3 separate regions of the Homo sapiens genome follow, and all the other regions are linked to region 1. Evidence: chromatin loops called from intact Hi-C (ENCODE). Cell type or tissue: endothelial cell of umbilical vein. All regions are shown on one strand. Each heading gives the region's core, and the rest is flanking DNA. Links, peaks and the distances in the headings are about the cores only. Region 1 has its middle 32 kb from the start of GRM5. Region 2 overlaps NOX4 (NADPH oxidase 4). Region 3 overlaps NOX4 (NADPH oxidase 4).

Evidence for each region. Peaks named below come from ENCODE experiments on the same cell type or tissue, not always from the same donor. Only the 100,000 strongest peaks of a DNase experiment are listed, where the experiment ranks them.
Region 2: a loop joins it to region 1, with 5 times the contacts of the local background. A loop is called at or near these places in 9 of 110 quality-filtered maps.
Region 3: a loop joins it to region 1, with 7 times the contacts of the local background. A loop is called at or near these places in 3 of 110 quality-filtered maps.

What each region holds. Positions count from the first base shown.
Region 1 is chr11:89,092,122-89,102,911 of GRCh38, reverse strand. No RefSeq gene overlaps it. Among named protein-coding and RNA genes, the nearest start is that of GRM5, 32 kb to the right of the region's middle. In endothelial cell of umbilical vein, for the core only: a CTCF peak has its summit at 4,821 (motif pointing left); DNase peaks (open chromatin) are centred at 4,731 and 8,911.
Region 2 is chr11:89,400,866-89,411,655 of GRCh38, reverse strand. NOX4 (NADPH oxidase 4) reads left to right here. Exons shown (of 18, transcript NM_016931.5): 9 at 9,114-9,330. Among named protein-coding and RNA genes, the nearest start is that of NOX4, 85 kb to the left of the region's middle. In endothelial cell of umbilical vein, for the core only: no CTCF peak of the experiment used is centred there; a DNase peak (open chromatin) is centred at 5,915.
Region 3 is chr11:89,328,073-89,338,862 of GRCh38, reverse strand. NOX4 (NADPH oxidase 4) reads left to right here. Exons shown (of 18, transcript NM_016931.5): 16 at 1,348-1,416; 17 at 2,918-3,018. Among named protein-coding and RNA genes, the nearest start is that of TYR, 160 kb to the right of the region's middle. In endothelial cell of umbilical vein, for the core only: a CTCF peak has its summit at 4,969 (motif pointing left); DNase peaks (open chromatin) are centred at 1,572, 4,962 and 6,602; H3K27ac peaks cover 1,747 bases.

The sequences.
Region 1 (10,790 bases), core at 1,035-9,034:
GTCCATTATTAAGCACCAGCATGCCACAGGTGTTTAGTAAATGTGTGTTGAGAAGTCATGAAGGGGGAGAAAAGGCTGTGTTTTTTACTTTATAGATTATTAGTGAGAATAGCTGAGTATAACAGTCATTGACTTACTGTATTCCTATTTATATTTCCAAAAATCATAAATTATGTTTAATGACTAGCATATCTAGTCAAAAAAGAAGCCAAGCAATAGGACTTAGCCAAAGGAAATCCCAGCTTCAGCATACTTTTTAAAATGGCACTGAGAGAGTTTAGGTAGCAAGTAGCGGGACCAGAGGAGAGGGGTTTCAGCTGACTTCTCAACACACATTTACTAAACACTTGCAGCATGCTGGCGCTTAATAATGGACATGGATCCTGCCTACTAGGTTCTTAGAACTGAATCTGAGAAATAAGAAAATGTGGTAAATGACTAATAGAATAAAGAATACAGTGCTGTAAAAGATGTGACAAATACATAGCAAATGAAAAGAGGGGAAAGGGAATTTGAAAGTGTGGTGGGTTATGAAGGGATTGATGTAGAAGGAGACACCTCAAATAGGCTCTAAAGGTTAGATGCATAACCATATATTCAAGCCCTTATCTACTGATTGTAAGAATCAGCGTAGCACAGGATTAAAAACACCACATTTAGAGCCAGAAAGAACAGAGCTGCAATCTTGCTTTTCATTATTACTAATTGTAGGACCTTGACTATATGACATTACTTTTCTGTGTCTCAATTTTATAATATGTAAAATGAGGATAATAATAATAGTGCCATCTCATTTTATTATAAGAGTTATGTGAAAAACTATAGAAAAATATTACACAACCTGGCAAACAGGCAGCAACAAATGCATGTAAGTTATTATTATGGTTATTATTGTTGTGATTTTAGCTATCTGGAGACCCACAGAGATGAACTGATCCCTTTACTCATTCTTACTGCCATGAAAATATGATACTTGAAGTTGGGGCAGCATTCATGTCACCATGGGAAACAGCAAAGAGAACAATATAATGTTGGCTCAGCTTTCACTGAACCTTTTAACCATACTGGCAGCATCTTACTGCCAGACTGCTTGTTATGTGAGAGCTGTAATCCATGTATCTTAAGTAATCGTTTAACAGGTTTTCTTTACCTGCATCGCCAAACACTCCTAACTGATACATTGATCATCCAACAAGGCAATTTTAGAGTGAATAAGACATAGCAGGCACTGTAAGACATTATATGATTTTGATAGGTGGAAGTAATTTCATATTTGTTCTAGATGATAATATTTCAAAGACCCACTGGATCCCAGATTGAAAGGAAGCCAAGAACTTCATACACTCAAACTGAAAGCCCATACCTTTCATTCCCAAAATATCCATGACCATGACAGAATCCGGGTTTCCTCATTCATAAGATGAAAGTAAAGAATAAATACTTTATAGAACTGTTGTGAGGATTAAATACAATAGTCTATGAAAATTTTCTTTCATAGTGCCTGGCAGTAGAAATCACTCAGGAATTGGTATCCATTTACATTATGAAAGCAGCATATTATCATTCCCTAGTGAATTTTCTTGAAAAAATTCTCAGTTATTTAATATGTAATAAATTAGTCTCTTCATTCGAAGCATACATTCTTCCTGGATAGGGTTCAAATGTTACCTTTATTTTTAGTCCTTTCCCCTCATCCCCAGTGCCACAACCAATCACAGCCCAACTCAGAGAACATACTTATTTTTTGTTTTGTTTTATAGAAACAGGATCTCACTATGCTGCCTGGGTTAGTCTGGAACTCCCGGCCTCAAATGATCCTCCCGCCTCAGCTCCCAAAGTTCTGGGATTACAGGTGTGAGACACCACACCCAGTCACAGAGGACATGCTTATTGAAATGAACATTTTCAAACTAGCTGTAGGTCCAGAACCATCATTATCTCTTTGCATATGGAGGCTGCTTCACACTTCCATTATATAGATGCAAATAACCTGAGAGTTGTTAAACAATTCTATAATACCAAGTTGTCCTTGGAAGTCAACATTTCTAAAAGCTAAATAGGAAAGCCTCACCTAAGCTTTTCCTTGACATATGCATTTGGTTCCTGGGTATAATGAAGAGAAACTTGCAAACTGTGAGATAATTTCATTTAAATAGCTCATTTTGATTATAATTTAAGTGGTGATAATAAGGAAGCATCCTAAGCAATGGCTTTATTAGCATAATTTTTGGAAGTCTTGTTAACTCTATGTGACAGAGTTGAATATAAATTAATGAATAATTTAGAGATAAAAAGTTTCTGCTATAAATTATATTTCCAGGTTCTGAAGTTATGAAGAATAATAATTAAGGTCACAGGCACTTGGATCAGATAGACCTAAATATTCCCAGCCTGTCTCTATTTCCTGTGGGATTTTGAGAAAAAATTAATATCTCTAAGCCTCATTGTTCATTTGTACAGTGTTGATGATCATTGTATTTACTTAATAGAATTGTGATAATTAAATTAAAAATGTATGGAAAATGCATTAAATAAGGCTGGCATACAATAATTGCTCAAGAAAAATTGACTAGTCATCTTGCGATTTTCAAGTATAATCTATATCTCAGTTAGGCTCTCCCTACTTCTTAATTTCTGCATTGCATTAGCTTGAACCCCACGTTCCATACTTGAGTTTCTCTCTAATATTGCTGACATTATGAGGAAGGTCAGTTCTCATAGCCATGTTTCAATTTGGATTTCAGATCTGCCAAAGGATCATTCTTTGCTATTGTGGGAATTTCCCTTTATTACCTCCTGGTATTAATTCAGGTAAAACCAAATGTATTCCCCTAATTTTCTTATGTAACTAATTTAATCCTTATAAGACCCTATTGCCAAAGTAAGCACTAACATTTACTTTTTTTTTTTTTTTTTAAACAACCCAAAACTCATTAATTCACTCTGCCAAACGACTGGGCCAATTCCACCTGGTCTCTATTCTTCCTCTACTTATCTGATAATAATGATACTAATGCTATCCACAACCTCCCTCCCCAACACAAATATATGAGAGAGCAGTGGGGACTGTGATTAAATGATAATGTTGATTTTTGCTTTCTTTTCTGCATTTTGAATAAAGAAAATGCAATTTTTGTATAAGTTTTTACTGCCTTATATATGCACAAGTTTGAGTTGCAGTTAAGCACCCATGTAAGACTAAAAGCACAGATTTCCCCTTGCAAAGACCTGCTTTTGGCCTATTCTTGGTTATAATTTAAGCAGACTGAATCGTTTTGCAAGGGGAGCCCATTTGTTCAAGGAAGACCATATTTACAGTCAAAATTCATGTGTTCTTGTTATGACTTCAGTATCCTTATCGGTCCAAAGATAGAACTAGTATTTTATCTGTACAATAGGGTACTTATGATGGATAAGTTAGAAAATCAATGTTAGCACACTTTGTAAATTATAAAACACAATACATGAGTTACACTAAATTGAATTGAGGCAACATGGCAGAAGAGAAGCAAACAAACAAACAAACCTGGGCTCTAAAATGAAAAGACCTCAGTGGCTGACCCAAACAAGCCTTTTTACGTCCCTTTATTTCACTACCTCTCAGAAATGAGGCAAATGATAATAATTAAAATAATACATTTTTACAGGTATCTTATAAAGGTTAAGAAAGATAAATGCTTTTTTTTTTTGTCTTATTTTGTTCGTTTTTACAACATTGTCGGAAAGGAAAAAAAAAAAACGTCAATCCTTATTCCTTTCTCTGTTTTTTTTTCGGCTTTAGATGGTAAGAATATTGTGTGACTTTTAAACCAGAATTCCTGTTAGTTTTGTTTTGAGAGAGATGCCGGCAAATCTGCTGCAGTTGACAGGTGGCAGTGTCCTGGTCCTGAGGAACACAAGGGACAAGGATGACCTCTGGGCTGTTTTGAACCAAGGGTCATGGGTGATGACCGTTTTAAGAAACTACTGCTTCCCTCTAATACATTTTCAACTTTATCTGCTTGATATCACTGTCAGGGGACTGCTCAAAGCATTCAATATGTGGAAGGCTTCCTGCTAGGTATGCCTCACAGAGGAGGTATTATATCTGGTTTCTGCAGAGCACAATGTAGAAATAAAATTTGTCATCCTGCTGCCCTTTTAAGAAAGAAGAACTGTAATAATTCCCATTTGTGTTAATTACCTCATATAATCAACTGATTAATTTTTGCAAGAAAAATTATTGAGTGTTTATAAGGTACCAGGTACTGTGCTAGTCCCTGGAATTGCAGCGATAAACCCCAGAGGTGGTCTTGGGTCCCACCTTCATGTTATTCCCAAATAAGGGAATGATCTGAGGCTTCAGTTTTATATACCCAGTTTAAGCAAGGGACTTGAGATTAATAAATGTTTACTATGGAAAGAAAGAAAAGTAAGGTCTGAATCTTGAGATCTCATGGTATGCTTAGAAGCCATTGTGTTCTTCATTGGGTGGAACTTAACAGGGGTTGAATGGGTAGGAATGACAGGAGAGGAACCTGAAGAATAGACAGAGGCCATAGTAGAGTAGACATTCATGTTATGGGATATACTTTAAGGATCTATATTATCTAAGGGCACTAGAATCGTCTCTGATACACTATACTCCCTATTTCTTCCAAGGCATGTGAAATTCAAGACCAGTCCCAGCTCTTATAAATAACATTCTTCTCAGGCCATTGCTTTAGCCAGTGAACTCACCTCTTGACTGACTATATTAGCCATTTGTTTGAAGACAACTTCATTCTTCAGTAGGGGAAGACCTAGGCCAGCAGCAGCTCTTACTCTGCAACCCTCTGCTACCCTCTTCTGGTGGTAGCCTGTCACTGCAATTAACCCTTCAAATCCAGGTGAATCTATTCTAAGTGTGGTTGGTAATGGCCAATTTAGGAAAAGTGACATGGGGCAGAAAACATAGCCAGACCCAGCTCCTGGCTCTAGAAAACCAAGTCCATTCACGGAATCTGACATCTTAAGGCTATGGCAAGAGACTTCATGTGGTGGGCCAGGCAAGCAGGCTGTATGAGGCCAGGAACATGCTAAATTACTCTCATGCTTCCAATAAGAGGGTAGGCATGTCAATAACAATGAAAATATTACTTTTCATTCAGCAATATTAGAAAGCACAAGCAGCAGCAGGTAAACCAGCACCTCCTCGTGTGGCCTTTCCTTGTCATCTTGCTTAAAATATCTTCAAATTTCTATGTCCATCCTTGTTTCTCTTTTCTCTTTAATGCATTTTTTACCATCTAACATGCTATGTTTATTCAATTTTCTTAGTTGGCTGTCTATATTATTAAAAACTAAGCTTCAGGAAAACATGTTTTGTTTGTTTTTTCTTTTGTCACTGCTATATCCTCACTTATATTAGGACCTGACACCCACTAGTTGCCCAATCAATACTTTTAGAATAAAGAGATATCAGTAGGAAACAACCCTCATTCATGGGACTGCAGGTTTGAGAAAAAATCTGCATAGTAAAAATACAATGAGGTCTCCCAGTCCTGCTGCTTAGATAGTGAGGACCAGGAATAGGACAGTAGATATGAATTGGGTTGCCAGAACTAAGCCCAAATATCATCAGAGTTTTGGAAAGTGTGATTGTTGGGTTTGGCTAAAGTTCTCAAATGTTAACAGAGCATAAGAATAACCTGGGAGGCTTATTTAGATGAAGATTCCTGAATTCCTACCTCCCCAAATTATAGTTCAGTGGGTCTGGATGGACGTTCAAAATCTGAATTCTTAAGCACCCTCAAAATAATACAGAAGGCCCTCTGATGACACTTTTAGGAAAATAAAACCCATCATAGTTCGAGGTTAAAATTGTTTTTGGAGGTTAAGGGAGATTGTGCAGGTGGGAATTTTGCTTGTGGAAAAAAAAAAGAATGGAGGCAGAAGGTGAAAACAAGTGAAGCCTAGGGGCGTCAGATGATCATTGCATGCCCAATTTCAATGCTTAATAAATTGTACTTTCTGCAATTATATTCTCAAAGATTAGATTTTAATATATAGCAAGTGATTCTGACACCAAAAGCACAGAAGTCATACCGTAGAAATGCTGGCATAAAGGGAAGGGAAGGGAAAATATTTTACTTTCTATTATGTATATGTGCCAGACACTGTGCCAAGAGAACTTTACAAAGAGGTGAATATTATTAACCTTATTTTACAGATGAAAAAACATGAGAATCACACATGATATACCACAGAATCACTGTGCCAAGACAGCTTTACATGGAGGTAAATATTAACATTATTTTACAGATGAAAAAACATGAGCATCACACATAATATAACTCCCTGAGGTCACACTGATAAAATAGAGGTGAACTGTGACTCAGATAAAAGGACCCCTGAATCTATTCCCTTAGGTTATTCTATTACGTACAATGATTGTCCTGCAGCACACACATTAAGATTTGTTGAACAGATAAATGTGAGGATGATTTAGTGAACAAATGAATAAGTGATAGCATAGTCAGTGTTAAAATAGGTGAATGTGAGAAAGCTGATAGTGACCACATGGTATCATTCTGAACCAAGACATTCATTTGAATCACTAATATAGTAATCTGATGTGATTAATCAATACTAGGTTTTAGGCAATTCATATTTCTTCATTGACATATTTTGCAGATGAGGTCAAGTTTATTGATGTTCAATGTGCACAGAGTATATACTCTTTTAAATAATTTAGTTACATAAATTTGGCCAACTGTATGAGGTTTTGTAACCCCTACCATAGTCAAGACATAGAATCTTCCCTGGTTTAATTTTGGAATTACTCTTCCCCGACCACTAGCTCTTACCAAAACAACAAAAAAAAATCTGATTCTACCCTTATAATTTCAACTTTATATCTTATCTTACAGATTCATCACTAATTATTTTAGGGTTTTGATGGTACTGCAAACATTTTTAAAATTTTAATTTAAAATTGTTTCTTGCTAGTACTACAGCCTTGAAAGTGATTGCCATCCTAAATTTTGTGTGCTAAGCACCTCTTTTGACTTCTCTTAATAACACTGTGGATAGTGTAAAAAAATACAACTACATTTTGTATGTTAACTTTCTGTTCTGTGATTTTGTTAAACTGATTAGTTCTAGTAGCTTTTGAGGGGTGTATTTTGTGGGAATTTTTACATAGACTATCATGACATCTATAAATACTCATTTATTCCTTTCAAATTCATATACATTGTCTTTATCTTGTCATATTGTTTTAGTAATGATCTATCTCCAGTACAATATTAAAGAGATTTTAGAAAGAAAAAATATTTTTGACTTGTTTCTGATTTTCAAGAGAGAAAACATTTAATTCTTCACTCTTATGTGAGTTTTTTCAAAGATACACTTTAATAGTTTGAGAAAATTCTCTTCAATTCTTACTGTCGTGCAAGTTTTTATTACGAATACATTTTGAATTTTTGTCAAATATTTGTGTAGGTCAGTTGAGATAATTATTACTTTTTTGTATTTTGTTTATATACTTAATTAAATTACTCTCCAGTAATTTAATCTCCACTGACATAATGCTGGATTTATAAAATTAAACTTATTTAATAATGATATCTTACACTTTTGAAAATATATGGCTGGATTCAATTTGTAATGATATACCAGGCAAATATCAGCCAAATTATAATCAAATTGATTTCGGAATAAGAGACAAAGGTGGTTATGTGGTTATGATGGGTTAAATTCAATAAGAATATGTAATAATCCAAAATGGGTATGCAAAGAATAACAGGGTTCAAAATACAAAAAGAAATAGCTAATAGAATAAATAGAAAATACACAATTATATTTGTAGAGTTCTATGCTTCTCTCAAAATAATTGATAAAATAATTAGAAAAACATTTGTAAGGATATAGGCGATCTGCACTAAGCTATCAGCCAACTTGACCTAATTGTTATTTATAGAACATTATAGCCAACAAAACATATAAAGCATTATTTCACATGTGCATAGAACACATCAAGATATATATCCTGGACCTATAAAATATTAATAAAATGATTATAATCATGTATGCACATCAAGCACAATGGAACTAAATTGAAATAAAGGAAGAAATGAGAAAATCTTCAAATATTTGGAAATGTAAGTAACACATGGATAAGAAAGAAATCTCAAGGGAAATTTTAAAATATAAATGAAATAAATGGAAAGAAAAGTACAATATATTAAAATGCTAGATACAACTTAAAGATAAATTTATAGCACTAAATATTAATATTAGAGGGGAATAAAGCAATGAATCAATGGTCTAAGCCTTCAATTTAAGGAACTAGAATAAGAAGAGTAAGCTCTAAATAAAGAGAGAAAAAATATAAGGGAATAAATTAATGAAATAGAAATCAGTACAATAAGAATAGGAAACTAAAAACAATCGAGAAAAGGTGACACTGAAAGCTGTTTCTTCAAAAAGAGCAATAAAATTAATCTCTGTTCAAAAGGATCAATAAAAAGTACAAATTACCAATATTAGGAAAAAAAGACACTGCATATATTAAAGGGACAATATATTATATGAAAAGACAAAAAATCTAAATAGCCAAACAATTTTAATAATTTTTATTATAGTAAAACACATAACTGAATTCAACATTGCAACCATTTTTAAGTGTATAGTACAGCAGTGTTAACTATATGCACACTGTTGTGCGACATATTTCTAGAATTTATTTTTATTTTGCAAAACTGAAAATATATACCCATTGAACAACTCTTCCTTTCCCCTCCCCCAGCTTCTGGCAAACACCATTATACTTTCTGTTTTTAAGAGTTTTACTACGTTAGATATGTCTTGTAAATTGAAACATGAAATATTTGTCTTTTGTGACTGGTTTATTTTGCTTGGCATAATGTCCTCAAGCTTTATTCATGTTGTAGTATGTGACAGGATTTCCTTATTTTAATGCTGAATATTCCATTGTTGATGAGCATTGAGACAGCTTTCACCTCTTGGCTAATGTGAACACTGCAGAGTAAACATTGGTGTGAAAATATTTCTTCCAGACCCAGTTATTAATTATTTTGGGTACATACCCCGAAGTGAGATTGCTGGATTGTATGGTAGTTCTATTTTTAATTTTTTGAGGAACTTTTATACTGTTTTCCGAAGTGCTGTACCATTTTACATGACCACCAGTACTATAAAAGAATCCAATTTGTCTGCATCCTTTTTGATCCTTGTTATTTTCTGGTCTCTGTTTCTGTTTTTTATAGTTACCATGCTAATTGATATAAGGTGGTAACTCATTGTGGTTTTGATTTGCATTTCCCTGATGATTCGTGATGTTGAGCATCCTTTCCTATAGTGATTGGCCATTTCTACATCTTTGGATAAATTTATATTTAAGTCCTTTGCCTATTTTTCCATCAAGTTATTTGTTTTGTTGCTGTCATTGTTACTGAATTGTAGGTGTTGTTTTTATATTCTGAATATTAACGCCTTATCAGATATATGCTTTGTAAATATTTTTACAGATTCCATAGGCTTTTTTAGTTAGCTGATTGTTTTCTTTTTGGTAGAGAAGTTTTAAAATTTGATGTAGTTCAGTTTGTTAATTTGTTCATTGTTGCAGTGCTTTTAATGTAATTTCCAAGAAATCATGCCAAGTCCAACGTAATAAAGTTTTTTCCTAAATTTTATTCTAGGAGTTTTATAGTTTCAAGTCTTATGTTTAGGTTTTTAATCCATTTTGAGTTAACTTTGGTACATTATATAAGGTAAGGGTTCAACTTCATTCTTTCATATGTAGACACCCAGTTTTCTGATACCATTTGAAAAAGAGACTCTCCTTTTCACATTGTGTAACCCTGGCATCCTTTTCAAAGATCAATTGACCATATATGTGTGGGTTTATTTTGGGGCTCTCTATTCTGTTCCATTGGTCTATATTTGAGTCTTTATAGCAGTACCATGTTTTTGTTACTGTAGATTTATGATATGTTTTGAAACCAGAAAGTATGAGATCTCTAGCTTTGTTTTTCTTTCTCAAGATTGTATTGGGTATTTGGGGTCCTTGGAATTCTATGTGAATTTTAGGATTTCTATTCTAAGAAAAAGGTGCCATAGAGATTTTAATAGGAATTGTATTGAACCTGTAGATCACTTTGGGTAGTATGAATATTTTAACAATAATGATTATTCTAATTCATGAACATTTCATTGTATTTATTTACATCTTTAATTTTTTCATCAATATTTTGTAGTCTGTAGTGTGCAAGTCTTTCACCTTCTTGGTTAGTTTATTCCTAAGTAATTTACTCTTTTTGATACTATTGTGAACAAAATTGCTTTCTCAATATCCTTTTGTGAATTGTTCCTCATGAGTATATGAAATTGATTTTGTATCTTTCAACTTTGCTGAATTTATTAATTTTACTACGTTTTTTTGTGGAATCTTTAGTATTTTCTACAAGTAAGATTATTTCAACTATAAAGAGATATAATTTTGCTTTTTCCTTTCCAATTTGGATGGCTTTAATTTCATTTTCTTGCCTGATTGTTTCAGCTAGGACTTCCAGTACCATGTTGAACAGAAATCACAAAAGTAGGTATTCTTGCCTTCTTTCTCATCTTGGAGCAATAGCTTTTTGTTTTAACTGTTGAAAATGATGTTAATTGTGGGTTTTTCCTATATGGCCTTTACTGAGAAAATTTCCTTCTATTTTTAGTTTTTTGAGTGTTTTTATTATGAAAGTATGCTGCATTTTGTAAAATGCTATTTTTTAACATCAATAAGATGATCATGTGGTTCT
Region 2 (10,790 bases), core at 1,670-9,669, 310 kb before region 1:
GTTTTCTGATTTGTGGTTACAATGAGGCTTGCAACCAATATAACCCACCTCAGGCCCACAGTGAGGTACTGCGTAGCTACTGCCTATGTTCATTCAAGGCCCAAGGACTCCTCAGTCAGCTTGTAGTGAATGCTTCCAGGCTTGGGACTTTTACTTCAGGATAATGCATTCCCCTCTGGCCCAGGGAGTGTCAAGAAATGTCATCTGAGAGCCAGTGCCTGGAATCAGGGAACCTTGCTTGGTGCTCTACCCCACTGTGGCTGAATTGGTATGTAACCTGCAAGACAAAGTCCCATTCACTCTTCCCTTTCCTTTTCTTACGCAGAAGGAGTCCCTCTCCATAACAACCACAGTTGGGAATTTGCTGGGTCACACCTAAAGCCAGTACATCTCTCAGTCTCACCCAAGGCCCATGGCGAGTACTGCGTGGGTACCACTGCTGGTTATTCAAGGGCCAATGGCTCTTTAGTCAGAAGATGATTAATCTTGCCAGGACTGGGTCCTTCTCTTCAAGGCAGCAAGTTTCTTGCTTGCCCAGGGTGTGTCTAGAAATGTCATTTGACAGTTAGTGCCTGGAATCAGGGCCTCAGGCCTCTGCCCAGGGCCCTATCCTACTGTGGCTGAGCTGGCATCCCAGAGGCAGGACAAAGTCCTCTTTATTCATCCCTCTCCTCTCTTCAAGCAGAAGGAAGAGGTCTCTCCCAGAACTGTGAGCTGTGTTGCCTGAGCTTGGTAGAGAGGTGGTGCAAGCACTCTCTTGGCTGCTCTGGCTAGTGTCTCACTGGGGCGTGTGCCACCCACATCACTGGCTGTGAGCCCTGCACAGCACCAGGACTTGCAGGGAATTTCAGTCCTTTAAACCTAGACTGCCTTTCAAGTTTATTTACAATCCCAGAGCACTTTAGCCCAAAATGGCAAGGCTTGCTGAGACTTAGGTTTTGACTGCTAGAATGGGCAATTCCTTTTTGGCTAGTACTGGGTCTAAATGCTCCCTCTGTGGGCTCTGGCTGAGTTCCTCCTGGTGTTGCTTTTCATTGTGACAGGGCAACACTGAGTTCTCTTCTCCCTAACCTCCTTATGTATCTGCGAGTTCCAACCCAAAAAAGAAAAATAAAATAGAACATTGTGCCATATTCTAGGTAAACTATAGTGGTTCTGGGGATAGGAGTGTTTATTTCCCATCTTTATGCAGGGAATCCCTTTCACATATCACTCACTCAGTATTTACTGGATGAAGCTGAATTGCATTAATTAGTTTAAGCTAGGAATGTGTTGTCCTTCTAGGCTCTTCCAATTTTCCTCAAGTATCAAGGCATTACAGATGACAATAAAGGATAATCTCTAAATTTGTTTAACTATAACTTGGACTGTCATTTTGTAACTATCATTTATATTTAGTCTTATCTAGGTAATTAGTTATTATGGCAACTAGTATATTGATTCCCACGCCAAAGGAATTAGCTTTTAAATCTTAACTATTTTGATTATATTGTAGACTGGCACATTTTTGTTCGGGGTCTTTATGCATTTCTGTGGCTAAAAAATCTGAAAGAAAAGAAAACCCATGCCTCTTATTTTATTTTATTTTATTTTATTTTTTGAGACATGGTCTTTCTGTGTTGCTCAGGCTGGTCTCAAAAGTCTGGCCTCAAGTAATCCTCCCAGCTCAGCCCCTAAGTGCTGGGTTTACAGGCATGATCCAGCATGCTCAGACCCAGCTCTCCTGATTTGTTTTATTTCACTTTTTAGTTCTTCAATTTTTCACTTAAATATATGGGGTGAAAAATATTATTGAATAATTAGATCTCTCTTAGATGGAATCCAAATTCTTCTCCTCCATAATATTTACATATTTTCAATATGTTAATAAATACAATGTCCTATATAACTATGATCTTTAAGATATAAAGTTTTTTTAACTTTATATCTTTTGTTTGCCAACTTCCAATTTTGTTTGCCAACTTCCAACTTTTTATTCATTGGATTTTTAAATTTTATGTAAAAAGTAGTATTTCTCTATAGTAATTATGGACTAAGATCTTATGGTTTATTCACATTTGTTGATATTTTATGCTGTAAGCCAGTTGGCAGTAGGGATTGAGGTCATGTGATATTTACCCCATTAACGATGCCTTACATTTCTATAGCTTGTATGTATATATGTCTGCTTATATACATATAGTATATACAGAACATTTTTATGTACATGAAGTCATTTATGCTGTAAGTTGTATATATTAATGGATTTTCTTAAACTTCCAAACTGCGAGTTTATTTTTTCCCCAGTTTTGGAGATAGACCAAATACTTTTTCACATAATTTTTATCTCAGTTTTTCTGCAGGGAACTTTTTTATATTAGCCAGTGTTCACAGCTGGTATTACAAGATGAGAAAGTTGGGGGAAAGGAGGAGGAAAAAGCACTGTATTTATTTAAGAAACATTTTCAGTATAGTACTTTCTGAAACATGAAATAAATATTTTATCCTCCACTGTCATTTTAGTGAAGCATGAAAGCTGAGGAAATACTAAGAAGTAATGGATGCTTACCTTTTTTTTTCTTTGCAAGGGGTCAAAGCTCTTCCCTTTTTATACCCGTGAAGTACAGAGGAACAGGTACTATTTCTCTTTTTCAGTTAAGGAAACTTAGGGAAATGACCTATTTTACTTCAGGTACTCAAGGAAGTTGTAAATGTTGATCCTAAGCCCTTAAGACCCTAGGCTATACATTAGTCAGCTGCACAGAGATTGTGGCAGAATCAGCTACCTAATTTGCAGGGCCCACTGCAAAATGAAATGTGGGATTCTTTGATCAAAAAATTATTAAGCGTTTGGAGATAATGACAACAGAGCAGTAAACCAATAGCAGGGTCTTTCTAAAGAGCAAGGTCCGGTGCACCTGCACAGATTACAAACACATGATGTTATTCCTATCTTGTAAGCTTGGACCACCCCACCAGTAAGAGCTAGACACAATTCCTGCTGTGGTTAAGCTGCAGATGACAGTACTCTTAGCTATCAAAGGCAAGAGCCAGGAAAGAATGCAGAGGCAAGAACTCTGTTAGGCCAGAAAAACAAAGTAGGGGTGGGAGTAAAAGCTTTGGTAGGGTGGGTACCCAGATACTTAGGATTTCCTGAGGCACACTGGATCTGTAGTTTAGGAAAGCACTCTACTTCTAAATGCACCTAGCAAGTAGACTTTACTCTCTTGATAACTGTCTGTTACTTAATGTTACTGTCTGTTACTTAATAACTGTCATGTTACTACATGCCATTTGCTAAAATATAGACCTCCTTTTTGAAGGTTGAAAATGAGGTCGAATATCTGTTAAAACCAGATGACTCCCCAGTCAAGTGTTTCAACAACAATCACAACAAAAGTTGTTTATATACTTCTGGTCACTAAGTTAATCAATGAATATTTATTGAGCACTTATTATAAGTCATAAGCACTATTTTAGGCAGTAGAAAAATAGCAGTGGAGCAGGATAAACCCTTGACTTTAAGAAGTGCACATTCTGGTGGATTCTACAGAAGTTAGAGAACTGCAATAAATTTTAAAATACACAATTTGGTTTTATTGTTTGAATTAAACTCTTTTTCTTTGTACTTGAAGCAAAATAAAAATAACTGTCAGAATCAAGATATATTTTTACCATAAAGAAAAAAAATCATATTATAAAATATTAGGAAAAAAAGTAGGTTCCTAAGGGATAAGAATTTTTTTCTCCTCCTTCAAGATAGATTAAAATACCACAAATATAAAGGTCACATAAGTGACACTCATTTGTGGGATATTTTTAACATGAAATTAAAGTAGGGATGATTCTGGCATTGTCCTTTTGTCAGGTGTGGTATTTTGTAATATTTATCTTTTGCCATAAAATCATGTTTTGATTACCATAAAATCCTGTTATTACTTAGTAGGATTCATTTAATGTATTATATTATTTTATAAGACTTTGTCACAGCCGGGTATTAAAAAGAAAGAAACAAACAGAAAGCAAAACAAACAACAAAAACACCAAGATAGTATAATTATAATGCCTCTTGAGGGAAACAAGGGAAAAAAAAGAAACCTACAACTTTGAAACATGGTTGAAAGTTTGATAGCACATGTTAAGATCCTTTTGAATGCAGAAACAATTTTGAAACTCCATAAAATCCTTTATTTCTCATGATAGGAGAACACTAGACATTCCACAGATACTTCAAAATTTCTCCTTGGAACATCATATAATGAAACTTAAAACATTAATAATAAACACTTATATTTCCACATAGTCTGTGCACCTCCTTTCCTCATCCCTCACCATGTCATTATAACTTGGCAAGACTCTCTGTTTACCATTCACTAATGTCTTTTTCCCTTCTTGTTTTTTGCTTTAAAATTATTTAGCATTTGTTTATGAAAGCTACAACAATACATACAAGAATGCTGTCTTTTTGATTCCTACATGATTTGCTATATTAAAACAAATTATGTGTTTATTGTTTGCTTTTAAAATCAATTCACTAGAAATGCATTAGAGATCTATTATGTGCAAGAAAAGTATTAGAGGGATGCAGAGGTTTGGCAGTGAGTATGAATGTATAAGGGATAAATGCATAAGACATGATCCCTTCTACTTATTCAGGAATAAACCAAGTACCTTTGTGCATATGGCTTCCTCATATTGGAATGCCATTCTCCTATTCTCTAACCCCTGGAATCTCTACATCCTTCAGCTGCCTTCTTCTCTGTGAAGCCTTTCTGGAATTTTATAATCAAAGTTCATTACCCATCTCTACTCTCAAGAGGTTATCATATGTTTATATGGCATTAATAATTTTGCCCTTTTTAATTATCATTTTTGGTTCTATGTTTGATTTGACCCATTATATCTGTGCTGTGGCTATTCAATTTAAATTAAAGTGAAATAGTATTAAGAATTCAGTTCTTCACCTGTACTAGCCAAATTTAATTGCTCAATAGCCACTTTTCTCTAATAGTTACTATGTTGGTCATCAGAGACTTAGACCATTTCCACTATCACAGAAAGCTCTATTGGACAGTGCTGCTCTAGACTGTGCATGCCTTTGAAGGCAGTGACCATAATATTGAAACTAATAAGATTCCAAAATTAATAAAATAATATGTCTAAATGAGGTATATCACAGTGGCGGTGTGGGGCAAGAAGCAGGGGCAGTATTGTTTGGCAAATAGACACAGAGCTTTGTGTTATCTTAAGTGGGTTCTGTTACATTTGAGAAGATTTCATTCTACTTTAAAGAAAGGCATGCATCTAAAATAAATAAAGGTACCAGGAATTTAAAACACCATAAAAATCATATAGAACATGTGCCTCAAATTTTAATAAATGTGGCCACAGTGAAGTAAATGGATTAGGGAGATAATATCAGATTTTGTCTATCAATCCAAATATCCTTAATATCTAGTCTACATTCCTTTTCAATATTCTTTAGAAAAAGATTGTTATAATGGCCTTCAAATATAAGAATTCTAAGAAATTCTGCACTAATACCAAAGAAATGAGCACTTTTACTCTTTACTCATACAATGAAAAAGTAAGTTATTGCATTCAATTGAGCTTGAAAAATAACACATAAAAGTATTGGTTTGATAAAACATGCTCCCTCCGTTTCTAAGTCTATAGCCATATAAAGCCATCAAATTTTGCTCAATGTATACATTGGTCTTCAATTTAAAGATTGTCCATAAAGTAGTGTGGATATTTTGCAAGGGGAATAGGCCTGGTACAGAGGAAGGAGCACAGACTTTGGAATCAGACTAACTGGGCTTTCAGTCCCAGCTCTGCAGACTGACATTATTGTGTTGGGAGATACTTAAGTACTCCCAATCTAAGGCCACTAATCTTTACCATGCAAGTTTTTTTTTTTTTTTCTTTTTTAACCAGTAGGTGGCCTTTCAATACTGAGTTAAAAACCTGCCTTCCAGTGAACTTTCAGTACCTTCACCACCTAATTACAGCCAAATGACCTGGGATGTCATACTTGAGTTTTTTTTTTTTTGATGAATGATTTTATCATTGTCTGTCTTTAGATCTTATCCATATTTCTTTGGTGGCAAGAGTTACAACTAAGACAAAGTAATCTGAGCTCTCTATTCTGTTTGTTTTTTGTGTTTTTAGGCATATACCATATTGTTTTTATTACTATAGTCTTGAAATAAAGCTTGAAATCTGAAAGTAAAAAAAGAAGACAAAGTAAGGACAGTTTTAATGGGGTTTTAGGACAGAGATGGCCTATGCTATTTAGCTTGAGTGTAGCTGAACATAATACAAAGCTCTCAAAATTAAAAGGAATTTTAGAATAATACGTGCCACTTTATGTGCCAAGAACAGCACAAATGTTTGATTGGGCTGGCCTGAAGAACTTTACTGTATAGTAACAACATTCACTACTCTAAGGACCTAGAGCATGGTAGAGTTATGTCCACTTGAATGTTATGACAGGAGAAGGGATTAACGACATTTATTTGCCTGGTATTAAGACCCTAAATTATAAGCAGCCCCATTCCAACACACACACACACACACACACACACACACACACAATCTGACTTTTGTTTATTTTGAACCCCTTTTACAATGCCTACCTATTTAACCATCTGATTTGCTTTGCGTGACATAGGGGCATAGAGTGAGCTAGGTAGGTTTCTGAACCCTATGCTTTGACTATACTTAGTTAATCTCTTACCTGAATGAAAGCCTTAGGTTTCTCATCTGTGTAATATAAATAAAAACACTTACCTTGTATGATTATTTTGTTTTGAAGTTTAAATGAGAAATAGATGTTCTAAAAATTACTGATATGATACTTTCTTAGCAAGCATTAATCTTCCCCCTTCCTTACATTTCTCAGAGTTATGTTGTGAGGATTCAGTGAACTAATGTGATATATCATGAGAGGTGAAGAGCATAGAATTTGAATCAGATCTGAATTCAAATCTTGGCCCTGCTACTTATCAACTGTGTGACACTGGGGTATTATTTCATCTTTTAAAATATTTTTGTTTTTAAATTTTAAAATGGGAATAATGATCCTAGTTCATGCAGTTTTTGTGAGGATAATGTAAAATGCATATACATTTCCCTGGGCTAGACCTGGTGTTTTCCATACATTACTAAGCTATTATTAAAACACTACCCCAGTTACTATCTGTAGTCTGATTTATGTTCAGCTTCTTTGAAGATATCTTCCAAACTAGATCATGAGTTTCTGGAGTGTTAGGAGGCGGATTTGACTCTGTTGAAGTCTGAAGAACCATTGGAGTAGTGCTAAGTGCATTATGCTCATGTCTGTTCAACTTTTGGCCAGTAGAATAAATGCTTGGGGTTTTCTACCTACTTAGCTATCAGTCACTATCCTTCCGATGGCCAATAGGAGCAAAAGGTTTGGGTAAATTATTAATGTAAAGAAAGCTGAATCAAATTCCTAGGTTGTCTAAGTATAATATCCCAGCAATTGTATTGGGTGACTAGAAACTTATAAATGATTAGTGACAAAAATTTGGCTCAATTTTGTATAATATTTATCAATTTATCTCATACATAGGCTATATCTACTGTATTACTTTAAAAAAAATGTATGTTTGTGTGTGGTCTACTATGATGTCATGTAATGCATGCCCCTGACATGTACTGAATGCTCCCTAATGACTTCATGATGACTAGTTTTAAGGAAGAAAATAAAATTTAAAAAAGGAAGTGAGCATAAGCAAAGAGGGAAGAAAGGAAAGTGATCAGGATGAGGAGATGGTGAATACAACCAGAGACTGGCCTGGTCATTGCTTTCCTAACCTTCATATATGGATCTCTTAGTATCATTATACAGTTTTGTTTAAAAATATTATTTTTGTAAAAGCATCATAGCTGTTATTTATTTATTTTTGAGACGGAGTTTCGCTCTTATTGTCCAGGCTGGAGTGCAATGGTGTGATCTCAGGGTCACCGCAACCTCCGCCTCCCGGGTTCAAGCAATTCTCCTGCCTCAGCCTCCCAAGTAGCTGGGATTACAGGCATGCACCACCACACCTGGCTAATTTTGTATGTTTTTTAGTAGAGACGGGGCTTCTCCCTGTTGGTCAGGCTGGTCTCGAACTCCTGACCTCAGGCAATTAAACTACTAAAATTAAGTATTTGAGAGCATGAAAGATAATTTAAAAAGCATGTACTGTAAACCAACCAAAAACAGATAATCTTGGAAATAAATTTTTCCTTAGTATTCTTTAAAATAATAAAATATACTGCAAAATTTTCAAGCATTTCCAAATCTTACTTTGTCATGCAATACTTGCTTATGCAGCAGTGACCTTGTTGATGCTATGTACAATCTGTCATTTTATGGATTATCCCTACTAGGTAGATGTTAACCACTTCTTGACAAGAAAGGCAGGACACAGAAAGTTGAATGGTTTGTCTTGGTTTCTCACAAAATAAGAAATAATCAGAATGAGATTTTTATGGTGTGGGCTCTCCTGCCTGATTTATTATTTTGAACTTTTTATGTGGTTCTGTCTATGGAGAAATTGAAAAGTAAACAGATTTAGGGACTGATTGCTGTATATACATTGTTTTCAGACCATAGGAGAGACAAACTTCCAGTTCCAGTTATTTCTGTTTAACATTTCTCTGCAAATCAGCAAGGCTTGTTTTATCCAGGCTTGGCCAAGTTAAATATATTCCCTGTATTTTTCCCTTATGTTTGGATATCTAGCAAAATATTCCTCATTATACTGTTTATTGAAGTGAAAACTTGTATGTGATTGTATGAATGCCTAATAGTCTTGAAGTAAAGGCCATCAAATTCAATAATGCCTGGAGAGATTGCATGTATTCTTCTCTACCACATATTTATAGCATTTGTTTGGAGTGCCAAAATTTTTGTTTTAGTTCTATAGATAAGAATTTCTCAAAATTTTTTAAGATTTTTCAATTTCTCCTAAACATAATACATAAGGAACACTTTTTGGATAAATGCTGTGTAAAGTTAGCAAACAAAAACAAAAACAAAAACATTATTTTCTTTTACCGTGTCCCCTGATCTCAAATCTTTTCATTTCTCTGTTTGTTTGTTTTAAATGTAATTTTAGAGGGCTGCTGAAGTATCAAACTAATTTAGATACCCACCCTCCCGGCTGCATCAGTCTTAACCGAACCAGCTCTCAGAATATTTCCTTACCAGAGTATTTCTCAGAACATTTTCATGAACCTTTCCCTGAAGGATTTTCAAAACCGGCAGAGTTTACCCAGCACAAATTTGTGAAGATTTGTATGGAAGAGCCCAGATTCCAAGCTAATTTTCCACAGGTCAGATTAATTTTGTGTTTGATCTCCACAAAGTTTGTTTCCATTTGACTGATCAACATCACATATAAATGTGTTTTTCAAGCTATATATTCATGCATAATAGGATATTTCAGGATGTTTCAACAGTAAGTTAGTACCTATTATTCCATTACAGGTACCTGAGAGTTCAATGCAAAAGGTCTATGATATTAGAGGATATATAACATTTCTACTTAACTGACCATATGACCTTTGCATACAACAGCATTGGTGCTTGCAGCCAAGAGATGACAAATATTTTTTCCCATCATTTGAGAAAAGCTGATTGAATAATAAAAATAGTAGTTAAAAAAACCTACCACCAATACCACAAATTATTATTTTATTGTATTATATTATTATGTATAATATTGTAAATAGTAAATAGCAAAATCAATTTATTGAATGCTTAATATTATCTGCCAGGCATTGTGCTAAAATGTCCTGTATGCCTAATACAGAACACTTATTAGACATACAGAATGTTTCTTGCAATATTCGCAATGACTATTTGAAGTAATTAATATCACCCTCGATTTTCTGATAAAGAAATTGTACTTACCTTGATCAAAATCTCCAAACCAGTAAGTGGCAGAGGAAGCATGTAAACCCAGGTCTTTGACTAATATGCTTGCTCCTGGTAAACGTCCATAAGTATTCAGCGATTAGTTCAATAAGGGCCCTTATCTTCCTCTGTGCCTGTGAGAACTGCCCCCGTGCAAATTACACCTTTTATTCCTCACCTATAAAAAGTGGAAGTAGGAAATAGTGATGTCAAATGTCTCTATTGGAAGAGAAGAAAGAGAAGTCAAAAGCTAGAATGAATTTGTAGATGACTTTGGAATAGTGTATTAGTCGTGTTTATTATTATTAATAATAATCCTCTAGATCCCTATTAGCCTCTATAATTTTCAGAACTTTTCTGAGTTTCACATAATATTCACAAATATTAGGGCAGGTATGGCGACTCCCATTTTGCTCATGTGGGACCTGACACTCAAAGAGTAAGTGATTGTCTCAAAGGTGCAAGGCTGCTACATTGCAGACCTTGTCTTGTAGTGCTACTCATAACACAGTGTGGGGCTAAATGTTATTATATGCAGAAGAGGCATGGTCTGTCTGCATGAAAGAAGGAAGATTTGAAACAACTAAAGTGAGGCTTTAAAAAGTGACCATTAAGACAAGTTTTAGTTGGAGGCCTCAAAGGGATGTGAAAGATAAAGTGTGTAATTTTAGGAGAACAGTAAGCCACATAGGCTTCTGCACTTCCCAAAGTTTGCATGTGTCCTGGGATCAGGGCTAACCATGCAACACATATTCAAAACTGTCATGGTTTCCAAATTATAAATATTATTTTATGTTCTTATTATATTATATAAAAGTAAGTGGTAAACAACATGCCTAGCATATTGCATCTTTAAACATATGTGCTATACATATTT
Region 3 (10,790 bases), core at 1,144-9,143, 240 kb before region 1:
GAGTGTGTTAATTTATATTGCATGTTCAAGAACAACCATCAAACAAAATGCTATAATGCCATTTGAGCAGACTTGACTGAAGTGAATGAGCAGACTAGACACATATTTTGGAGAAAAAAAATCAAGGTAGAGAAACCTAACTTCATAGGCAAGGGCTCTGAGGCAGCAGTATGCTTGGTGTCCTGAAAGAAGAGAAAGGAGATCTGTGTGGATGAAGCAGAGTAAGCAAGAGAAAGAATAGTAGGACAGGCAATTAGAGAGGTAGTGTCTGTGCTTTTCTGGGAAGAGGTGGATTACGTAAGTCCTCCAGACTTTATGCAAAATAAGTAAATAAAAATAAATGAAAACATTGGTTCTAGGTATGTACCTAGAAGAATTAAAAGCAGGCAATTGGACAGATATTTGTATGCCAATGCCCATAGAAGCATTATTCACAATAGCCAAAGGATGGAAACAACCCAAATATTCATCAATAGTTGAATGAACAAATTATGATATACACATACAATGCATAACTATTCAGCCTTAAAAAGGAAGGAAATTATGACACATAGTACATGGATGAACTTTGAAGATATAATGCTAAATAAATATGCCAGACACGAAAGCAAAAATATATTATGCTGTCACTTATAGGAGGTCCCTAGAGTAGTTTCATTTGCAGAGGCAGGAAGTAGAATAGTCTCTACATATGCATCCTTGCTAAAAATATTTCAAACAATTCAGATACAGTAAAATCCTCTCAGGTTGCCAAAGCCTTCGGGGAGGGGGAAGTGAGGGGTTGTTGTTCCATATTTTTTTCTAGACTATTTATTTTTGCAGGTATATTTTTGCCTCGTGCATTTTTGTACAAGAGAAACCAGAGCCCATTATTGAATAAGCGGAAGGAAGGAACAGGAAAAAGTGTCTATTTGTTTTGTTTTATATTTGCTAGCATGCATAAATTAAATCACTATTGTCTTTTTTTCTCAAGAAAATCATGTTCTTGATGAGTAAACTGGTACAATTTTGAGACTCTTAAGGAATAAAATAAGGAGTATTTCAGAAGGACTAATATTTGTACAGCATTCAGCATGCTAAATTTTGTATCTATAAAGATAACAGAAAATTATTCCCTACCACTACCACCATCAGAACTAATTAATACCAAGAGGCCAGATTATTAACGTTAGAATCTGTTATATATATTTCTGTGTATGTATGTGTGTGTGTATTCATTTTCTTATAGATATTGACTATGATAAGCTAGGTTGTGTTAAATTCTAGAATCAAGTATGTTAGAATAGGAGAAAATCTGAGTATACCCACAGAATTGTAATAAGTCTATTCCTTTTTCTGTCCTCTCAGTTTTGGCAAGAGAACAGACCTGACTATGTCAACATCCAGCTGTACCTCAGTCAAACAGATGGGATACAGGTATGTGGTTGATGTTATCGTAAATTAAACAAGCCTCTTGATAATAGATTTACTGTAGGAGCTGTGGTGGAAGAAAATTCCTGCAGGTGGTTCGAACAGAAGTTTCCTAGAGGAAAGCCTCCTTTGGAATATGTCCAGGAAAGTCATAGCTTGTCCTTGAAGTCAACCACATTATGCCTTCCATTTGTCCTTCTCACAGGGAGCTTTTGAGTCTGCCCCTCCCCTCTTCACTATCGCCTCAAGTTCTTCTAAAATTCAGACTACACATGAACAGCCTTATGATTTCTTTTTATTGAGGGAATGTTTTATGTGGAGAGAGAAGATGAGTTCGTATACAGTTAAGCTTATTTCTAGACAAAGAAAACTAAAAAATAATGATAGCCATCATGCATTATTTATTTACTGTTCTAGGAACTATGCTAATAATTTCACATATATTAGTTTATGTAATTAAAACAGAGTCAAGCAGTAAATGTTATTCCCATTTTGCAAGTGATGAAACTAATATTTGAAGACAACATTGAAGAGCTGGACTGGTGTATAAATCTAGGCATGAATGCATTCACAAATTTTATTTTAGTACTTTTTGTCATACATTTTCACAATACTTGGAATACAACATTTGAATGTTTTCAGTTACCTCAAAACTAATCTAACTCTAAGTTTTCCAGTCGTATTTCTACCCTACTTGGTATGTAAATAGTATTTCATTTTACCAGTCTCACGAAGTAAGTCAATATCACTTTTCCTCCTGGTATTGCGATAATTAAGGTATGAAGCATAATTTGCATCTGGTTCTCAGTTTGCCTGCCTGGGACTCAGATACTTCCTCCTTTCTCCGCAGTTCACTCTGACTCTTCACATTGATTTAGATCTAATGCTCTGTTAATTGCAAACAGGAGCCTGTTCACAGCCATTTGTTGATAGACCCAATTTTGGAGTTTTGCTGTCTTGAGCTGTCTTGTCTAGGATTATTTCCCCAAATTTACGATGACAATTTGTAGTATTTTACTTATATAATGAGCCAAATATGACAACTGTATTTGTGGTGCCAAAATACTTCAATGTTGAAGTCTATGTGCTGAGCCTTTTTGAGATTGACCAATTAGAATTCATTCTTTGTCTTACACTGCAGTTCTTTAAAGATGAAACAACTAACTGAAGTCTAAGAAAATTAGCCATTTGTCAGAATGGCATTCAAGGAGATTAGTTCTAACAATTGATTCATTTAAAAATCAAATTTTTCTACCTTTTTACCAGAATAGATTTTGTTTGTTTGTTTAAAAACAAACAAATGGAATTCAAGGAGATAATGAATTTTAAAAGAAAGAAGAAAGGAAATGATATTTTGAAATAATTGTACGTGATAGGTTGCCATTTGATACTTACATTCTTTATATCACAGCAATTTGGTGGGAAGCCGCAGCACCAGCAGAAATGATGTTAGAGAACTGGTTTACTTAACTAAATATCGAATAATGTAGTGCTTTCTTTTTGGCAGAAGATAATTGGAGAAAAATATCATGCACTGAATTCAAGACTGTTTATAGGACGTCCTCGGTGGAAACTTTTGTTTGATGAAATAGCAAAATATAACAGAGGGTAAGTACTATACCTCAAAAATTTGATATGTGGCTAATAAAATAATTAAAATATTTTCAAATAATTACATGAAGTTTGAAAATGAATTGGCAATGAGTTTACCAATGACAAATTCACTGAAACACTCTTTCACTATCAAAGGAAGAAGTAAGGCAGGTATCGTCCTACATTTTTGTAATTCCAAATAATTAAAGTTTGGCTTAGAAATAGTCTACAGTGTATTTATGAGCTAAACTCTCCTATCTGATTATAAATTTGTATAGGCCTATATTAAAAATGGGTATTCGCTCCCACAGCATATATCAGGTGATCCTAGGAAAAGTTTTCAAAATCATGTTTCCAAACAAAGAATTTTACAATTAGTTCTAACAATGAATTCATTTAAAAATCACATTTTTTGTACCTTTTTTTACCAGAATGAATGTTTTTTGTTTGTTTTTCAAAAAACTCTCTGCATTGTAATATGCAGTCTTTAAACCTAGAATATTTCCAAAAATATTATTTAGAAACTATAATTTTATAAAGAATCTTGTTCTTATGGACTACGTGTCTATGATCTGAAGAAATTACTAAGAAGGAAAGCTTCCATTTCAGGGCACAGACCAGCCAGCCCATTTGTCTTTTGTAAATTTATCATAGTGCAGAGCACTGATCTATAAGAATTCTAAGAAGATTTTGAAAACTATATAACCACTCACGTATTTTTAGGTTTACATCTAAATAGTTTCATCATAAGTTTACACAGTTGTAAAAGATGTGATTTCTAACATATTGCAGATATTGACATTTTGTAATTAACATAATTTCTTTAAACATATCCACTGGAATATAAATACAGCTAGATGATACTGTCATTTATTACAAAAATACATAAACTCTTCTTTTAGCAGTTGGATGTTTTACATCATTCTTTTTCTTTCATTTAAGTTGTATTTCTGTCCCATTAACCCATATAATTTTATTAAAATTCAATTTATTTTTACATTTGAACTAATCATATTTTTATTGCTAACCTAATCCTAATCATACTTCTGCAAAAAGAATGAACATAAATTAAATATTTCATTTTAAAATTGCCTGTAATCATAAGACTCTAGTGTTAATTTTTACTTCTGGCTTGAGTTATCATTTCAATTACTTTATATAGTTGAACACTTCATAATTTTTAAAATATATTTTTATAAACATCAAAAGGATATTTGATTATAAATGTACAGGCCAGCTTATTAAATGGATATTTTTTAAAAAATCCAATTTAGGAAATCATGGATGAATATTATTTATTGAAGAAATCACTGATTCAAGATGATCCCTATCTCTACCTTCAAAGATTTTGTTTTAGAAGTTACAGAATGGAGGCTGGGAAGCAAAATTTATGAAGGAATAACGTTACCCATGTGATTCAGATTACAGTCATGTTTAAAACACTTTTGTAGTATTACCCTTCCCTTGATGAAGTAGTTTTGGGATGAAGATGTAAGCATGATTTACAAAGCAGAACTTTTTTGTAATATTCAGAGTTGAAATTTAGAAAAAAATGATTTCAACCCACTTTTGGCTATCTTCCTTTCCCATCTTTCTCCAGTATCACCCATCTTAGATGTGATAATCTTGTCATACTCATCTGTCTCTTGCTATGCATTGCAGACATGTTCCTCTTTAGTGCCATTTACTGACTTCTGACAAGAATTTTTTTGTTGATTTTCACTGTATATTGCTGAAAACTGATAGTTCTTTGGCTGAATTCAGAAACCAAATCCCTAAAGAGCAGATTATTTACAGGGAAATAGATTGAGGCTGTTGGTTCCTACAGTTAGTTCTCAAGAAGTCTCATTTGTTAGGCTGTTTGTGTTTTAGAGCGATTTGTGTGTGTGTGTATATATTTGGTAGTTTGTTCTTTTTCTGGAAACAATGGAAAACTGGTTTAAGAAGAGCAAATGTGCACCATCTGCTGTTGACATTTTGTACAACACTTTGACTTTGTGTATTGGTTCTCAGGCAGGTGCCTGAAATGTGTTTACATTTTCTGAAGGATTTTTATGTAGCATACTTAGGAAAAGAATGGATCAACATTCTTCAGGTCTCATTAACTGGACAAAGGCACTGTGTAAATGGATGGTTTCATTTACAATGTAGCATTTTGATTAACCTCATGCACACAAATTGCTGAAAACATATAGAGATAACAGTAGGGAAGACAGGCATATAAGTTAAGATTTTAAAATATCATGGGTTGGGCAACAGTTTTTATCTTTCAGAAAGTGATTACTTATTAAACCAGTAGGCATTAGGTTAGTATACTATGTAGAATACAAATTTAAATTGCATTAAACCCTTCTGGCCCAGAGGTAATGACTGGTAACTCTTCGTTATGTATTCTTACAGAAGCTTTTGTAAGTTTGTGTGAGAGTGTGTATGTGTACTTATGAAAGTATATGTAAACATATGTTTGTATGTGTGTGTGTGTGATATATATTTAAAATCAAAACCTTAGTTTTTTAACAAAAATTGAATCTATGACAAGTAATTCTTCAGCTTACTTTGTTGTTTTTGTTGTTTTATTTTTTTCTTGGCTTTGCTAGGAAGAACGAGCTAACTTTTTAATGATGTGCTTCTTTTGATCATGGACAATTTCTGTATAATTGTACCTCAAAGTATTCTAGAGTATGAATAACATGACTCCTACTACCCTAATTCTTTATATTTAGATAACTTATATTTCTTTACAGTTAAAAATAGTGCTGTGGTAATTATCTTTGTACATACTTTCTCATGTGAGAGTATTGCAGTAGATTAAGATCTTTGAGTTGGAATTGCTGGCTCAACAGGTATACACATTTAGGTACTGCTCTACAAAAACTAAAAGTCAGAATTAATTTACTTTCCACATGTGTGTGACAGTCATTCCTTTCTTTTGTTGCTTTTTTTAAATTCAGAAATTGAATTATATGATGGTATTATATGATCATGGAAAGTGAAGGAGCTTTGGGAGTCAACCTGCCTTCATTTTTATTTTACAAATGAAGAAGCTAGGACCTCAAAATATAATGATTTATCAAAAGCCATGGTTAATGAGCCAGAATGCAGATATGAACACAAGTCTCCTGACTGCAAGTTCATTGTGCTTTACAGCAGGGCATAGTCAGCTTGTCACAGATAAAGAGTGGCAATCTTATTTTACCATGTTCCCCTTAGATGGGAGGTAGGGAGGTGCTGCAAGAAATTCCCATGTTTACTATGAATGCTGTAGCAGAATGTTAACTGTAACACTAAAAGAATTAATAACTAATTATTTTGAAATAGAGATATTCTAAATATTACATTGTAAACCATTTAGTATTTAATAAACTATTAGAAAATTATTTATTATATCTAACCCAAACTTGGTTTCCTATTGTTTGTAATTAAAATGTATATCCTGTTTTGAGCTGTGAAGTTTATTCATGATGCAAAGAGAGAAAGAAAATTTGAACTTTGTTTGGCTTTTTGAGTAGAGAATTACTACTCTGGGATTGGGTGAAATCTTTGAGATTATATCTTTATTTTACTGCCTTGTAGTGTTTTCAAACAATACAATTTAAGAATAACTAGGTTTAGTCTCTCACATTTACTCCTGTGACCCTGAGTCAAGTGACTTCTCCTGGATCTGTAATACAACGAGTGAATAAGCTCTCCGGGGTGATTAAGTTCTCATTATGTAAGATCCTGCGTTTACAAATCTACATGAAAAAGCAAGTATGAACATTTATAGAACTAGTTTCTAATGTCTACCCCCAAACCACATTTTCTTAGTACCCGAATCTACCTCCACTCATTCCATCAAAGGTCTAGTAGACAGGTCTCCAGATAATTGTTGGATTGCAGCATTCTAATGCAAATTTAGTACAAATGAATTGCAAAGATTCCTTGTAGAATTCGAAAAAGAAAAAAAAAAAAGTAAGATTTCATTAAGTTAGTGAGAGTGACATTAGGGAATCCTCAAATCGCACACACACGGAGAGGATATCAGAGAGTTAAGCTAGTTAATAATTGCAAAAGAAAATGTTAAAGAAACACAAAAATCATAACATCCTGTGTGATTTAAAAATAATGATTTTTATTATTATTTATTTTATAATTAATACTTGATTTTATTATCAAGTATTTAACAAGGGCCTTTAGGAAATCTGAAAGACTTGCCAAACTAACTCTATAATTGCCCTGTCAAAGCCAAGCAAGAAAATAATGGTATCTTATTGCCATCATATGGCGTTGACAGAAAGTTTATACAAAGAAATAAAATGACTCAATTCTCTTTTCATTTTAATGGAAGCTACATTATGTTTCAATAGTAATTTAAATTTTATTAAGTATAACATCATTTATTTTCATATATTTTTATTTCTTTTGCTCACTTTGGGTTTAATTAGCTTTTTTTAATTTTTACTAGTTTCTTAAAATGGAAACATAGGTCATTGATTTCAGACTGTTTTTCTTAATAAAAGTGTTTAATGCTATACATTTTCCTCTAAACACCACTTTTGCTAAAACTTATACATTTTGATTTGTTTTCATTTTCATCTCGTTCAAATATTTTTTATTTTTTATGTTTTTTCTTTGACCCATGGGTTATTTTAAAATGTTGTCTAATTTCCAAAAATGAGGAAATTTTCCAGATATCTTTTTGTTCTTAATTTCTAGTTCAATTGGGATTTGATCTAAAAATGAACTCCTTGTGATTCTAATCCCTTAAAATGTATTGACACCTGTTTTATTGCCCAGGATATGTTCAATCTTGGTGAATGTTCCATATGCACTTAAAAAGAATTTGTATTCCATTATTGTTAGATAGAACATTCTACAAATGCCAATTAGTTCCAATAGGTTGATAGTGATGTTCAAGTTTTCAATATGCTTACTGAATTTCTGTCTGCTTGTATTAATTACTCAGAGTATTGAAATAATTAACTATAATTATGAATTTATCTGTCTTTACAGTTCCATCAGTGTTTGCTTTATGTTGAAGCTTTTTATTTTCAGTGTTTAAATCATTTACATTTAATTTAATGAAAATACAGTTGGCTTTAAATCTAGCAGTTCACCATTGCTTTGTACTTATCTATTTGTTCTTTCTTTGTTTTATTTTCTTTTTTTACCTTGATTTGGGTTGAATTTTTTTTTATAATTCCACTTTTTTCTCTAATGTTAGCCATGCCTCTGTATTTTTTTTTTTTTTTCTTTTTAGTAATTGCTTTAGGTTGTTGGTTCCTGAACTGGATTCCTTGGACCAGCATCAATTGGAATCTTGTTAGAAAAGCAAATTCTTGAGCCCTATCCAAGATCTGCCAAATCAGAAACTAGGGATGGGGAGACCTAGCTATTTGTGTTCTATGAAGTCTCTAAAATGATTCTGATGAAGCCAAAATTAAAGAAACATTGTTCTAAGTTTACAGTATACATCATTAGCTTATCACAGCCTATTTTATTTTTTATGTTTATGTTTATGTTTATTTTTTAGAGACAGAGTATTGCTCTGTTGCTCAGGCCAGAGTGCAGTGACATGATCTAGACTCACTGCAACCTTGAATTCCTGGGCTCAAGAGCTCTTCCCACCTCAGTTTCCTGAGTAGCTGGAACTACAGTTGCATACCACCATGCTTAGCTAATTTTTAAAATTTTTTGTAGGAATGGGATCTCACTCTGTTGGCCAGGCTGGTACTTTGAATAATATTGTAACACTTCATGTACTTCCATTTCTTCCATCCGTTTTGCTATTTTTGCATTCATCTTACATATACATATGTTATAGTTCTCATTATTAGTATTTTTTGTTTTAGACATCTAGCATATATTAAAAATATTAGAAATTAGACAAAATAAATATTTTATATTTACTGACAGATTTTACTATTTTGGTGTCCTTCTTTCCTTTGGTTGATTCAAATTTCTATCTAATTTTATTTTCCTACTTCTTGAGTAGTTTTCTTTAGTGTCCTTTATAGTGCTGGTTTGCTGACAATTCTTTCAGGTTTTGTTTGTATACAGTTTTTATTCCATCTTCATTTCTGAAAAAATATTTTTGTTTGGCATCAAATTTGCTTGTTATATAATAGTTGATGTCTTGATTTATATTTTAGTACTTTGAAGATATCACTTCATTGCCTTCTGACTTGCATAGTTTATGACAAAAAGTTCACTTTCATTCTTATATTTCATTCTTATATTTTCTGTTGATGATTTGTAATGTGTCTTTTCTCCCAGTCTGTTTGGTTTTATGTTTTTCTTTTTGTCACTCGTTTTTAGTATTTTATTATCAATTGCCTAGGTATAGTTTCCTTTGTGTTTATTCTCCTTGAGATTTAATGAGATCTTTTATTTTTTTTTTTTCTTCTCCCTTGGTCTTCTCTCATGTTGGACTGCAGTTACATGTATTTTTGACTAGTTGTTTTGACTAGTTGGTATTGTCCCACAGGCCACTTATGCTCTGTTCTTTTTTTTTTTTTTTTTTTCAGTTTTTTTCTCTGTGGGCTTCAATTTGGATAATTTCTAATGCTTTTTCTTCAAGTTTACTTTTTCTTCAGCAATGCCTGTTCTTTTATTAACTCATCTAGTATATTTATCATTTCAAATATTGCATTCCATCTCTAGAATTTATGTTTGGGCCTTAAAAAATATTCCATTTATCATCTCATCATGATTATGCTTTTCTTTAAATATATGAAGCCTGTGTATCATCACTGCTTCAATGACCACGTCTGTCATCTCTATCATTCTGAGCCTGTTTCTGTTGAATGCCCTTTCTCCTTGTATTAGTTTGCTAGGGCTACCATAGCAATATACCACAGACTGGTGGATTAAACAACAGCAATTTATTTTTTCATAGTTCTGGGGGCTGGAAGTTTAAGGTCAAAATGCAGGCAGGACTGGTTTCCTGAGATCTCTCTCCTTGACTTGCAGATGGCTATGTTCTTGATGCCTCTTCAGGTGGCTTTTTCTCTGTGCATGCACTTCCCTGGTGTCTCTTTTTGTGTTCAAATTACTTCTTATAAGTACACCATTCAGATTGGATTAGGGCCTACCCTAGTACCTTCATTTTAACTTAAATTGCCTCCTTTAAAGCCTTATCTCCAAATGCAGTCACATCCTGAAGCACTGAGGATTAGAACTTCAACCTACGGGCTTTGGATGGGCAGACTTCAGCCCATAACACTCTTAGTTATAGTTCATACTTTCTTGCTTTTTGAATTCCTGGTACTTTTTTGTTGATTTCTGTACATTTTAAAGTTTAAATGTTAGTTGCCAAATTTTGATTTATTTATTTTAATAGTGTTGGACTTGTTCTGACATGCAGTTAAGTTACTCGGGTTCAGTTTGATCTTTACAAGTCTCACTTTTAAGATTTGTTAGTGGAGGTCCAGAGCAGCCTTCAGTCCAAGGCTAATTTTACCAATATCCCCTCTACTCCTTGCAAATAAGGTGATACGTTTCTGAGAATACAACCCATTGCCCTGTATTTATAGGACTTTCTATTCTGGTGTGTGTGAATACAAATTATTTGCAGTCCTGTGTAAACTCTGGCAATTATTTGTCCTGTTGATCTCTGATATCTCTTTACTCACATTCATGAAGTTTCTTATCATATATGAACTGATTATTAATCAAAGACTTGAGGATTCTCCTCTACCAATCTCCGAGGCGTCTTTCTGTGGATCTCCCTTCCCTTCCATATTCTGCTCCACAAATTCCAGCTGTTTGGGCCTTAATGTAACTCCGTTCTTTGTCTCCTCAGTGTA